Regions from separate parts of the Homo sapiens genome. Here region 2 is linked to region 1. A link is an interaction called in ENCODE POLR2A ChIA-PET data of the cell type or tissue named here. Cell type or tissue: K562. All regions are shown on one strand.

Evidence for each region. ChIA-PET counts read pairs that join two places held together with the same protein. Peaks named below come from ENCODE experiments on the same cell type or tissue, not always from the same donor. Only the 100,000 strongest peaks of a DNase experiment are listed, where the experiment ranks them.
Region 2: POLR2A ChIA-PET joins it to region 1 with 5 read pairs; 2 of 35 experiments call an interaction of 5 or more read pairs at or near these places.

The regions. Positions count from the first base shown.
Region 1 is chr22:22,551,428-22,555,427 of GRCh38, reverse strand. All of the region lies in intron 3 of PRAME (PRAME nuclear receptor transcriptional regulator), which reads left to right. It also overlaps IGL. Among named protein-coding and RNA genes, the nearest start is that of PRAME, 5.8 kb to the left of the region's middle. RefSeq lists a silencer at 1,067-1,264. In K562, no CTCF peak of the experiment used is centred here; DNase peaks (open chromatin) are centred at 1,507 and 2,567.
Region 2 is chr22:22,605,108-22,609,107 of GRCh38, reverse strand. It overlaps IGL and the pseudogene IGLV3-31. Among named protein-coding and RNA genes, the nearest start is that of GGTLC2, 38 kb to the left of the region's middle. In K562, no CTCF peak of the experiment used is centred here; no DNase peak of the experiment used is centred here; H3K27me3 peaks cover 1,274 bases.

The sequences.
Region 1 (4,000 bases):
CATCTCTACTAAAAATACAAAAATATAGCCGTGTGTGGGGGCGTGTGCTTGTAATCCTAGCTACTTGGGAGGCTGAGGCAGGAGAATCGTTTGAACCCAGGAGGCAGAGGTTGCAGTGAGCCAAGATTGCGCCACTGCACTCCAAAAAAAACACCTGAAGGACCTGGTGCAGATACTTCGGGGGTCCCCACTGGGATTCTATGACTAGAGAGGAGGGTGCAGACCACCCACCTGATGAGCTCAGAGGCCACTCTGGCCTGTGCAGCCCACAAGGACCATAAGAACCAGTAGACAGGACATGCAGAAATATCTCCCCAATTCATGTCTGGACCCTAGGAGTCATGCTGGGCCCCAGTCTTTTCACTTCTCCCTTATACTGGGAGGAAGGACAGCACCTTTGTGCAAATGTGCCCCTGGTGCTGCTTCCTCCAGTGCCACTGGACAAACTGGCAGTGTGAAGCTGGACAGAGGAGTGTCACTGCCTCACAGGGAGATTGCACAGCTCAGAGATTACACAACTCACACTTGATCGCGGTTCCTCCTCCTCCCTTGGATCTCCTGGAAGCGGGGATCCCATGGAAGCTTCCCTAACTGTTGGACTTACTCAGTTTTCCTGTTTTTCCATGGTTTATGTGAAGCTTATCAGCCCTTTCTAACACTTAGATTGTTTGATAGGGAGGGAAATGAAACTCTTTCTAAACTCCTCACATAAGGGCTACCAATTCCTGCTTGCTTGGAGCTGAGCAGGTTCTTCCCCAGACAGAGTCAGGGACTTACAAGACTAAAAATGAAAATGACAGTGAACTTTAGATTCTCTGTGAAGGCTATTTGAGGTAATGAATGAGAGCTGCTGCGGCCTTTGCTGTGCCCAGTAGCTGCTTGATAATTAGGGACATTGACAATGACCTTTATTACTAATCTCAGTCTCCCGCAGCTGATGAGTGAAGATGATTGCCTGGGAATTAAAGGAAATGTAGAACAAATTGTAGTTTAACCCGGTTTTCACAAAGGCCATTAGGTGTTGAGGGTGAAAAGTAGGAGAAAGTCTCCAGAGAGAGAACCAAAATGGAAAACATCCTTCAACGAATTACAGCCTCCTTACGCAGGCCACAGTAAACAAAGTCAGGCCGCAAGACATTCCAGCTGGACACTTGCCAGTAGAATATAAGAATTGTAGGGACTTCACAGTGCATGAGGCAGAGAATGGCCTGGAGAATTCTTTGGGTGGAGAGGTTCCAAAACTTCAAAAGCACCAGTGGGTGATCAGGCCCAGGATAGGAATCATCCCTAAGCAGATCCTTAAATGCCAAATATAACTTCAATTTTTTGTGACGGAAAATGTATTTGTGCACTGTGCCTAGCATGGAAATAGAGAAAAACTGAGTCTAATTGATAGGCCTGATTGCATCTCGCTGACCAGAATCTCTGTACCTGAGCAGCTTAGGGGCAAGAAAGAACAGCTGTTTTCTTGAAGTGTGGAAACATTAGTAATACTTAGGAAGGGGCTGGCCATTGGAGATTATGTTTGTGGTAAAGGCCTGACCTGCTGCTTGTGAACAGCCCCAGTGTGGAAGAGGACACCTAACCATAAAGAGAAGGTCTTCTGACAACTTCTTTAATTGCAGGGATGTGTGCTTTCAGCCCTTGTTTATTTCTTTCCTGGCTCCAAGATTCCTAAGAAACCACAAGGTCTTTCAGACTTGAAAATGTTGCTGTCCTAGGTTTGGTCACCAATATTACTCTCTATCCCACCTCTCCAGCCCACATTCCTAGATTTAATCTTGTCAAGGCTGTTTGCCAAGAGGATCCTGACTTTCTGGGAGAAAACACCCTTTCCCTCTAGGGAGGGAGGAAGATTGAACTCCCTCCCTGCCTCAGTGATTACCTTGGCTTTACTGGAACTATCTTTCATCTTCCTTAGCCATTCCCCTTTTTAATTTCTCTACTCCATCCAGGCCAAAGTCTTTCAATTCCGCCCCCAAAAAAACCTATCTGTCTTTGTGGTAATCCACTCAGTCCCATTACAAATGCCCAGCCTTACTTCTGACTAACTCCTAATTGTAGTGTAATTTTGACCCACCTTCCTTCAGGACAGCCTTGACTTTCAAAGTCTGGAAGACCAGCCACCCCTCTGTTGTTCCTCCCTTTTTCCTTGGATAGGCATGTGATTTGCTGTGTTAGGGAACATGGGGTATAAGTGACAATTTGATACTTGGGGATTGTTTGGGAGTGGGAAGGGGTGATGTCATGATGCTCTTCATAAAGCTATCTTAACTGGACTATTTGGGTAATTTTGATGTGGCCAAAAATTCCCCTAACAGTTATACTCTCTGGGTGGTTTTGTTCACTTTTTCTTTCCTTTTTGTAAATAGACATCCCATTCAATCAGTTGAACCTGAAGTAAGTAAAAAACCCCATCAGGATTCACTGGCTGGAGATCCAGGAATGTAATTAGATTTGGCTCTTCCGTTGGCAGCGTGGAGTTGAAAGGGGAGGTATGCCCAGAAAGGCCTGTAATAGCTTCAGAGGGGCCAGAGGAGGGACCCAGAGGCCATGGAGTCAATGTTGTGGTCTTCCCAGAGGTCTGGGCAGATGGCTTCTGCACCACAGCTGGGTCTGGTGAGTCGGGAGCCTCAGGCTATGGCCACTGCCTCCTTCTACTGTCACCTCAGGGTCTCCACGGGCCATGAGGGCCAATGCTGCTTAGATGGTTTTCCTTTTTCTTTCCTTACAAAGGAACAGGCTTTGTTCTTGTCTCTAAATGTAGTTTTGCCTTAATCCCAAACATTTTTATTTGGTTATTGGATTGATTTCTTAATTGATACACAATAATTGTACATATTTATAGGGTACATGTGAAATTTCAGTTTATGCATATATAGTATGTAATGATCAAATTATGGTAATTAGTATAACCATTACCTGGAACATTTATTATTTATATTGAATCCCAAACATTTTGATTTCTGCCATTTTGTATATGTTAAAAATAATTTCTTAAACGGCTTTTTTTTTTTTTTTTGGAAAATAAAAGACATCTACTTTGAATTTTACTTTATTACAATTTAAATAGTATGTGGCAAGCAATTATAATTTGCATCATTTATGATTTTTTAAATCAGTGATTTACTAGTTAGGCTTTTTTTTAACTACAAGGTTAAAAAATATTCCATTTTAACTACAAGGTTAAAAAATATTCCATTTTAACTAAAAGGTTAAAAAATATTCCATAGATTTTTTTCTTTTTCTTTTCAGATGCTTTGGAATTAAAGACATTTTCTTTCTTTTTTTTCTTTTTTTTTTTTTTAATAGAGATGAGGTCTCCTTGTGTTGCCCAGGCTGGTCTTGAACTCCTGGGCTCAAACCATTCTCCCACCCTGGCCTCCCAAAATGCTGGGATTACAGACATGAGCCACTGTGCTGGAGGGTGGAGGCTTTTTCAAGATATCTAGTATACAAGATGGTAACTGTAGTTAATAATGTATTGTATACATGAAAATTGCTAAGAGTATATTTCAAGTGTTCTCACCACACATATGTGAGATCATATGTATGTTAATTAGCTTAAGGTACCTATTCTACAATGTATACATATTTCAGAGCATCATATTGTACACCATAAATATACACAATTTTTATTTCTCCATTTTAAAACTAATGTTTTGGGAGAAAAGAACCAGGCTTTGTTTTACTGTGAAGTGTTTGCTCCGCTGATTTCCATGTCAAAGTAGTAACTCTTAATATACGTAAAAGAGACGCACTTAAAATACATGTCTCAGAATGTTTTTTTTTTATTGTACTTCCAATTGCTATGTAATACTGTTGTGCTGCTTCTGTAGTTTCTCATTTAAAATTTTTTAGTGAAACATAATGGCATCCATTGTGCATTGTGTGTGTGTTCCTCATCTTTCCCATCTGGCTTATTTGTTGGAGCAGAGAAGGATGCTGTCCTGGGCTATGTGACACTCCCATTTGAATTGCCTTTGAGTGATCATCAGAA
Region 2 (4,000 bases), 54 kb before region 1:
AGAACCACTTGACAGATATCTCCCTCTGACTGTATTTTCATTCAAGTCATTTTTCTCCAAGTCACACTCCAGCCAAGACAACATCAAGACAACCTTGTTCTCTCCTCCTCCAAATCTTCTCCTGACCCAAATTGTCAAAACCATGACTTAAAGAGTGACATCACCACTGACCTTACAAAAGGTACAATGGTTATAGGGAATAATGCGAACAATAAATGCCAAAATTATGGATGACTTAAATGAAGTGGATAAGTATCTGGAAATACATAAATTATCAAAATCGATTCATAAAGGAGAAAATCTGAATAGATCTATGACACATAAATATATTGAATTAGCAATTTAAAATCTTCCTGCTAAGAAAAGCCCACCTAGTACAAATGACTTCACTGGTAAATTCTATCAAGTTTTTATGGAAGAAATGACACCAATCATACACAATCTCCTTCAGAATATAGAGGAGAAGCAAACATTTCCCTACTACCTATTTGAGGCCTGAATTACTCTGATACCAGAGCCCGACAAAGGCATGACAAAAATATCCTATAGACCTATGTCCTGCATGAACATGGACACCAATTCCTCGGTAATGTTTCAAACAACATTCTCATGCAGGAGCTGTCCTTATGCATGCAAGGGCATTGCGACTTCCATTCCCTCATTTGCCTTTTACTTACATCTTGAGAATCTCCCTTCTTCACCTTGATTTAATATTTCTGTGGAATGTTTTCCCTCAGCTCTGGTACCAGAACCAAGGTTTTGGAAGCCAGAGAGAGGAAAGGGTGATGGGAGAGGTGATGCATATTTCTATAACTGTGTGTTAAGAGTTCACTGTGGGCTGGGCATGGTGGCTCACACCTGTAATCCCAGCACTTTGAGAGGCTAAGGCCAGCGGATCACTTGAGGTCAGAAGGTCGAGACCAGCCTGGCCAACACGGTGAAACCCTGTCTCTACTAAAACTACAAAAATTCATCAGACATGGTGGCAGGCAATCCCAGCTACTCCAGAGGCTGAGGCAGGAGAATCACTTGAACCTGGAAGGTGGAGGTTGCAGTGAGCCAAGATGGTGCCACTGTACTCTAGCCTGGGTGACACAGTAAGACTTCAAAAAAAAAAAATTTACTGTGAATCCTTCTTTGTACTGCTTTGTGAAACAGACTTGGGAGTGGGGGGAATTGTCCTTAATTTGTACTTGGATTTTTGTGGTTTTATAATTTGAAGTGGTTTTTTTTCTAGGCAGCATGTATAGTTGAGTCTTGTTCATTTCAACATGACAATCTCTGCCTTTTAATTGTGATATTTAGACTATTTACAATTAATGTGATTAGTAACATAATTTGGTTGAAATATGCCAACTTGCCCTTCATTTTCTATTTGTGCCATATGTTCATTGCTTCTCCTTCCCTTTTTCTGTTTCCTTTTTTTGACTGATTTTTAAAAATTATTTCTTTTTATCTCCTTGCTGGTTTAAGTGATGTTTAATTTTAAGTGTTAGATTGACTAGGTATAGTGCCTAGTTGATTTTGTCAAATACGAGTATAGAAGTTGGCACGAAGATAATTTTCAGATGTGATTAACATTTATATCTGTAGACTTTATATAAGCACACTGCTCTCCACAATGCATGTGGGCATCATTAATGAGCTGAAGGTTTTCAGAGCAAATACTGAGGATTCCTGAAGTCCCACCTTGCAGAATTCAGACTCAAAACTGCGAGATCAACTCTTACCTAAATGTCCAGCCTTCAGCCTGCCCAGTAGATTTCATCCTAGTCAGCCACAATTGTATGAACCAATTTCTTCTCCATATATATGTACCTAGATATGTATATACACACATATACATTATATGTACACATGCATATACACATATATACATTATACATATATACACACATACATATCCTATTGATTTTGTTTCTGTGGAGAACTCTAATATGGCTTACTAGCCATAATTATTTCTGTTAAAAGGGTTTATCTTTGGGAGGCCGAGGCGGGCAGATCACGAGGTCAGAAGATCGAGACCATCCTGGCTAACACAGTGAAACCCTGTCTCTACTAAAAATACAAAAAAGTTAGCCGGGCGTAGTGGTGGGTGCCTGTAGTCCCAGCTACTTGGGAGGCTGAGGCAGGAGAATGGCGTGAACCCAAGAGGCGGAGCTTGCAGTGAGCCAAGATCGTGCCACTGCACTCCAGCCTGGGCGACTGAGCCAGACTCCAAAAAAAAAAAAAAAAAAAAAAGTTGATCTTAATGATTGCTTGGGTTTACAGTACGTATATAACTTATCAAGGTTTACCTTCAAGTGTTATTATATATTCACATATAGTATAAGACCATTATAACATGTTGTTCATCCCTTCAGCTTTTGTGCTTTGTCACATAATTTACTTTCATTTTCATTACAAATCACAATGTATTTACGTTAGCTTTTCTTTGAAGTGTTAATTATCTTTATTAGACATTAACACAATTCAGAGGTTTCTATGTTTATCCTTGTGGTTACTATATCTGATGTTTTCATTTTTCGGTATAAATTCACATTTCATTGTGGTATCATTTTCCTTCTGTCTAGGGATGTCCTTGACCATTTCTAATTGTAAGAGTCTGATAGCAACCAATTCTTTAATTTGGCATATGTCTGGAAAGGGTTTATTTTGTCTCCTTTTTTGAAAGTTTTTGTTTGTTTGTTTTTATTAAAAAAATTCAAGGTTGGCAGGCCCAGTGGTTCACACCTGGAGTCCCAGCACTTTGGGAAGCTGATGCGGGCAGATTGCTTAAGTGCACAAGTTTGAGATCAGCCCGGGCAACACGGTAAAACCTCATCTCTACAAAAAATACAAAATTACCTGGGCATAGTGTTGCACGCCTGTGGTCCCAGCTACTTGGGAGGCTGAAGTGGGAGGATCATGTAAGCCCTGGATGTTGTGAACTGAGATTGTGCCACTGCACTCCAGCCTGGGTGACAGAGTAAGACCCTGTCTCAAAAAAAAAAAATAAAGAAAAAAAGAAAAGAAAAGAAAAGAAAAAGAAAGAAAGAAAATGAAAAGAAAAGAAAAAGAATTCAAGGTTGACAGGATTCTTCTTTTAGTGTTTTCAAGACATTGCTCCGCCGTCTTCTTTCTTGCATTGCTTTTAATGAGAACTGCTCTTAGCATTATTATTTAGGTGACTCTTCATCACTGGATTTTATTAATTTGATTATGATTTATGTTGGAGTTGTTTCCTTCATGTCTCCTATACTTGAATTTTGTTGAGCTTCTTGGATATTTCAGTTTATGGTTTTCACCAAAGGTGAAAAATATTTGGCCATTATTTATGCAAATACTTTTTTCTATTTCTCCTCCACCCATTTCTATTTCAAACACTAATTACACATACTTTAGGCTGTTTGAAGTTGTCCTACAACTCACTGATACTCTGTTCCTTTCTATCATTAATTTCCATAATTATTTTTCCCATATGTGTTTCATCTTGGACAATTTCTACTGCTGTATTATACAATTTGCTAATCTTTTTTTTTGCAGCTAATCTTTTTTTTTGCAGCTAATCTTTTTTCTGTTGTCAAACTCACCCAGTGTATTTTCTAAATTTCAGACATTGTAGTTTTCATCTTTACAAGTTCAATAATTCCTCTTTTTCGGTTTTCCATGTTTTCACTTTACATGTTCAATTATTCCTCTACTTCTTCTTCAAACAAGAATAAAATTATAATAATTGTGTGTGTATTGACTCCTGATTCACCCTTTTCATAGCCTACCTGGAGACCTGGAGGGAAGGGCAGCCTCAAGGTCTCATATCTGGGTGAACAGGGCAAGACCTGCTCATGAATTTGTCCACAGTTTTTTCCTGGAGCTGAAGAAAGAGTGTGACAGATGGAGAAAAGGTTTTTGTCTCACTTCCCCTTCTGCCTGTGTCACCGCGGAATGAGTACGACTGCTGTCCCATGACTGACAGTAATAGTCAGCCTTGTCTTCAACCTGAATCCCAGTGATGGTCAGG